Linked DNA regions of Homo sapiens: region 1 is linked to region 2. A link is a loop called in an ENCODE intact Hi-C map of the cell type or tissue named here. Cell type or tissue: dorsolateral prefrontal cortex. All regions are shown on one strand. Each heading gives the region's core, and the rest is flanking DNA. Links, peaks and the distances in the headings are about the cores only. Region 1 overlaps MLH1 (mutL homolog 1). Region 2 has its middle 30 kb from the start of GOLGA4.

Region 1 (2,905 bases), core at 1-2,500, 160 kb before region 2:
CTCTTTATCCGACCACTGCCCTGCCAGGAAAACAAGGCTCTATAACTCCTCTTACAGGTCAGCTTGACACAAAAAGGGTGCCTGGATTCCTAATGTTTCATTGTCACTTTTCCCAGTCAGATGATAATGCTTTTCAAATCAACATATATTTTGGGGGAGGTTGGAAGGGAGAGTTGAAATATTCTAAGAATCAAAGAGTAGCCCACTTTAATCAGAGTATGACCCCTGATTGCTCACAGTCATCTCCTGAGCAGTGTGAGCGAGTTTCAGATGAGGAGGCTGAAGGCCAGTCAGGCATGCTCGAGGATTCCAAGTCTGTAGGTGGGAGGGCAGAGATTTAGTCCTGTTGGCCAAAGCCTCTAGGGAATTTCTCACTCCAGTGGAGAAGGCAACACACTTACCAAACTGTGTGGAAACTATCTCATTTGATTAGAAATTTTACCTCAAGAAGAGGAAGGACAGTTGAGAAAGAACATTTTCTTACACATGAGACAGCTAAGGCTTACAAGAAGGAGAGGAATAATGAGGCAAAATAATCCTCATTAATATTTTCATTCCTCCCCTGGGGATTAGAACTACTTTCAGACCCGATTTTAATGGTAAGTTAGGTACTTCCTACAGTTGCCATCCAAATATCAGTCAGGATCAGACATGATGTTAGCTCCTGCTACAATAAAACCATTTTCTCCCTGAATGAAAACAAAGGTTCCACAGGAGACAGTCCCACAGAGCAGTGGCTTCTTTTCCTCCCTTTAAAACCTCATGTTGGCTGGACACAGTGGCTCACACCTGTAATCCCAGCATTTTAGGAGGCTGAGGTGGGAAGATGGCTTAAGCCCAGGAGTTTGAGGCTGTAGAGCTATGATCACACCACTGCCCTTCAGCCTGGGTGACAGAGCAAGACCTTGTCTCTAAATAAACAAACAAACAAAAAATCCTCTTGTGTTCAGGCCTGTGGGATCCCCTGAGAGGCTAGCCCACAAGATCCACTTCAAAAGCCCTAGATAACACCAAGTCTTTCCAGACCCAGTGCACATCCCATCAGCCAGGACACCAGTGTATGTTGGGATGCAAACAGGGAGGCTTATGACATCTAATGTGTTTTCCAGAGTGAAGTGCCTGGCTCCATTCCAAACTCCTGGAAGTGGACTGTGGAACACATTGTCTATAAAGCCTTGCGCTCACACATTCTGCCTCCTAAACATTTCACAGAAGATGGAAATATCCTGCAGCTTGCTAACCTGCCTGATCTATACAAAGTCTTTGAGAGGTGTTAAATATGGTTATTTATGCACTGTGGGATGTGTTCTTCTTTCTCTGTATTCCGATACAAAGTGTTGTATCAAAGTGTGATATACAAAGTGTACCAACATAAGTGTTGGTAGCACTTAAGACTTATACTTGCCTTCTGATAGTATTCCTTTATACACAGTGGATTGATTATAAATAAATAGATGTGTCTTAACATAATTTCTTATTTAATTTTATTATGTATATATTGTGTCAGTTCAGATGCCAAAAAGAGGTCTTGAACATGTCACAGGCTCTGATGGCACTGACCATGGAGAAAGCTTGATTTGATCATCTGGTGTCTACAATAACCAAAGCTAATTATTAAGGAAAAAAACTTGAAGAAAGAAAATAGTCCTTACTTCATCTATAATGAGGTTTTTGTTTTTTTGTTTTGAGACGGAGTCTTGCTTTGTTGCCCAGGCCGGAGTGCAGTGGCGCGATATTGGCTCACTGCAACCTCCGCTTACCGGGTTCAAGCAATTCTCCTGCCTCAGCTTCCTGAGTAGCTGGGATTACAGGCACCTGCCACCACGCCCGGCTAATTTTTGTATTTTTAGTAGAGATGTGGTTTCACGATGCTGGCCAAGCTGGTCTCAAACTCCTGACCTCAGGTGATCCTCCCACCTCAGCCTCCCAAAGTTAAGTGCTGGGATTACAGGCATGAGCCACTGCGGCCGGCATTAAGTATGAGTTTTTAAGTTAGCCCACTTTGTTAATGACTATGAGTACTAATAGCTTAAGATAAAGAAGTTTCTAGGTAATCTTGTTTGAAGGATGATGTAAAAATATAAATTTAAACTGTGAGTGACAAAATAAACTTCCTTAATATTTGCCTACATTTAGAGAAATGGAGCATTCAGCTCAGAAAGGAAGAATGTCTGTGGTTTTAAGGTAAAATCCATATTCCAAGACTCAGTGAAGAAAGTTCAGTGATAAAGAACAGACTACTCTCATCTTATGAAGAAATGGAGCAATTTCACTTGGAAAGACTAGGAAGACAAAATGTTACAGACGTATTTGTTGTGCCACAAAATAGGCAAGGTCAGTTTTGAACAATAAGAACTCCATAAAGTAGACCAGGGCATCTCAGAAGTGAGGTTCCATGAGCCCAGGTGGGGCACAGGCTGGGTGATCTTGAGTGGAGAGGAAGAGGGGTTTTCTGAGCTTCAAGAGCTGGGCCACACAGTGTGTTGGTTTTAGCTGGGATGGAGTTCTAGAACAAACCTGCACTTTAGAACACCTTTCTACCCACCCCCAACCACACAACTTGCTACTATTAGTAAATGTATAGGCTGAGGCACGGTGGCTCATGCCTGTAATCCCAACACTTTGGGAGGCTGAGGCAGGCAGATCACTTGTGGTCAGTAGTTCAAGACCAGCCTGGGCAACATGGTGAAACCCTAACTCTACTAAAAATACAAAAATTAGCAGGGTGTGGTGGCAGACACCTGTAATCCCACCTACTTGGGGGGCTGAGGCAGGAGAATCAAGCTTGAACCCGGAAGGCAGAGGTTGCAGTGAGCCAAGATCATACCACTGCACCCCAGCATGGGTGACAGCACGAGACTGTCTCTCAAAAAAAAAAAAGAGGCCAGGCACAGTGGCCCACACC
Region 2 (2,915 bases), core at 108-2,607:
ACCTGGGGTCTCTTATGATGTTACTTGGGGCTGTGGCCATCTGAAGGCTTGAATGGGGCTAGAGGACCTCATGTGGTTGGCAAACTGCTGGCCATTGGCAGGAAGCCTCAGTTCTTCCCCATGAGGACCTCTCCATAGGGCTGCTTGAGTGTCCTCACAATATGGCAGCTGGTTTCCTCCACAGTGAATGATCCAAGAGAGAATGGCAGAAGAAGCTGCAAGTGTCTTTAATGGCCTAGTCTTAGAAGAAATGCACCATTACTTCTACATATCTTGTCATTCACACAGACTAGCCATGATTCAGTGTGATGGGGATGATACAAGGGCATAGATATCAGGAGGAAAAGATCATAGGGGGCCATCTTGGAGGCTGGCTACCACAGATGGAGGCAAGGGCTGGTAGGATTGACTGGCCTCAGGGTTGCAAACAGAACTCTGATATTAATCTGCTTCATTGAATCACTGGTATATTTCGGTTCCCCAGTAGAGGTGTTATTCAAGCTCCCAGTGCTGGGACATCTTTCTGTAGACTTTGAGGTTGGTGCAGGAAGAAGACTAGCAGTGTGGATAATTTTTTCTGTGAGAACCATAAGCCAACATAGGCTGAGCCTAATGTGTGGCCTCATTATTGAGGCTATTTCAAATACAGACTCCCTCTCTTGGAAGGTACACAATGATTGGGCCTGGAAATTGTGCAGTCAGATGGAAGTAGCATCATGATCAGAATGTAAGAAGCACATTTTCTCTGAATCAGGATAAACCTCACTGATCAGGGCTTACCTCTTTCTACCTCTGAGATTCTTTTTTTTTTTTTTTTTTTTTTTGAGACAGAGTCTTGCTCTGTTGCCCAAGTGCAGTGGTATAATATTGGCTCACTGCAACCTCCGCCTCCTGGGTTCAAGCGATTTTCCTGCCTCAGCCCCCTGAGTAGCTGGGATTACAGGTGTGCACCACCATGCCTGGCTAATTTTTGTATTTTTAGTAGAGAGACGGTTTTGCCATGTTGCCCAGGCTGGTCTGGAACTCCTGACCTCAGGTGATCCACCTGCCTCAGCCTCCCAAAGTGATGGGATTACAGGCATGATCCACCTCACCCGGCCTTCAGTTTCCTTTTTTTCTAATAGTAAGATACAAATTTGGGGGAAATGTTTTTACTTTCTCAGTTTTGTGTATCATAAATCTATAAGGGCTTATAATAATGGACATAACACCTATCATCATGGTTAGAGTTTGGAATCAAATTTGTGGAAACGGCTGGGCGTAGTGGCTCATGCCTGTAATCCCAGCACTTTGGGAAGCTGAGGCGGGTGGATCACCTGAGGCCAGGAGTTCGAGGCCAGCCTGGCCAACATAGTGAAACCCCATCTCTACTAAAAATACAAAAATTAGCGGGGCATGGTCGTGGGCGCCTGTAATCCCAGCCACTCGGGAGGCTGAGGCAGGAGAATCGCTTGAACCCAGGAGGTGGAGGTTGCAGTGAGCCGAGGCTGTGCCACTGCACTCCAGCCTGGGCAACAGAGTGAGACTCTGTCTCAAAAAAAAAAAAAAAAAAAAAATTCTGGAAACTAGAATTTTCTACTTAATCACCTGTGGGACGTTCTCTGCTGCTGCCATCTTGTGGCCACTTGGAGTAATAACATTCACAGTGTGCCTTTGGTCAGTCCAGTGACTCACCAGATGATGTAGGAAGGTCCTCTGGATTCTGTGTAAATATTTCCGATGACAGGTTTCCAATTATTCTACAAGACAGGCTATACCTATGGTGTAAAGCTTTGCTTATTAGAAAGTTCTTTCTGAAACTGAGTCAAATTCTGCTTTTATTCCATTTCTATACAATTCTTTTTCTACTTTCTAATTTTTTTTGGGGGGGGGTGGGGACAGGATCTTGGTCTGTTGCCTAGGCTGGAGTGCAATGGCGTGATCATAGTTCACTGCAGCTTCAAACTCCTGGGCTAGCTCCTAGCTAGCCTCTCAAGTAGTTAGGACCATGGGTGTGTGCCACCACGCCTGGCTAATTTATTATTATTATTATTATTTTTGAGACAGAGTCTCACTCTGTCACCCAGGCTAGAGTACAGTGGCACAATATTGGCTCACTGCAACCTCCAGCTCCCAGGTTCAAGTGATTCTCCTGTCTCAGCTTCCCAAGCAGCTGCGATTACAAGCGTGCACCAACACGCTGGCTAATTTTCGTATTTTTAGTAGAGATGAGGTTTCGCCATGTTGCCCAGGCTATTCTTGAACTCCTGACCTTAAGTAATCCATCTGCCTCAGTCTTCCAAAGTGCTGGGATTGCAGATGTAAGCCACCATACCTGTCCTGCCTGGCTGATTTTTAAAATTATTTTTTGTAGAGAGAGGGTCTAGCTATGTTGCCCAAACTGGTCTTAAACTCCTGGGCTCAAGCAATCCTCCTGCCTTGGTCTCCCAAAGTGTTGGGATTACTGGTGTGAGCCACTGCACCCAGCCCTCTAATTCTAAAAAAAAAAAAAAAATTGAAGGCAGCTGCTTATCATATTTCCCTAAATCTTTTTTCCTAAATATTTTAGCTTCTTTATCTCTCCCTGAATGATTCCCAGAGCCTTCATTCATCATCCAGGATCTGAGACAGGGATGCTGGTGCAAGTGATTTACTGGGGAGTGGCCACAGGGGAAACCTGTAGGGAAGCCAGGGAAACAGGATGGGCAAGAGGGCGGAGCTAAGCAAGGATGCAGTTTAGCCAGAGACCAGCCCAGCCTGATGCCACGGGGAGCTCTGGATCCTGAGTGGTGCTACAGAGTGAGTCTCACCTTGAGGCAAGGGGTTCAGTCTTGTATACTGTGACACTCAGTCATTGGCTCTGGGGGTGAGGGGTGTTCGAGGAAACCTTCCTGAGTGAAGTGGTTCCCATTTGGGCAAGGGCAGTTCTCAGGAGG

Evidence for each region. A loop is a pair of places that touch in the nucleus more often than their neighbours do. Peaks named below come from ENCODE experiments on the same cell type or tissue, not always from the same donor. Only the 100,000 strongest peaks of a DNase experiment are listed, where the experiment ranks them.
Region 1: it touches region 2 in a loop (2.1-fold over the local background); 9 of 110 quality-filtered maps call a loop at or near these places.

What each region holds. Positions count from the first base shown.
Region 1 is chr3:37,049,377-37,052,281 of GRCh38, forward strand. It overlaps MLH1 (mutL homolog 1), which reads left to right. Exons shown (of 19, transcript NM_000249.4): 19 at 1,110-1,470. The coding sequence ends at 1,277. Among named protein-coding and RNA genes, the nearest start is that of MLH1, 57 kb to the left of the region's middle. In dorsolateral prefrontal cortex, for the core only: no CTCF peak of the experiment used is centred there; a DNase peak (open chromatin) is centred at 1,116; H3K27ac peaks cover 2,500 bases.
Region 2 is chr3:37,211,568-37,214,482 of GRCh38, forward strand. No RefSeq gene overlaps it. Among named protein-coding and RNA genes, the nearest start is that of GOLGA4, 30 kb to the right of the region's middle. In dorsolateral prefrontal cortex, for the core only: a CTCF peak has its summit at 1,621 (motif pointing left); a DNase peak (open chromatin) is centred at 1,604.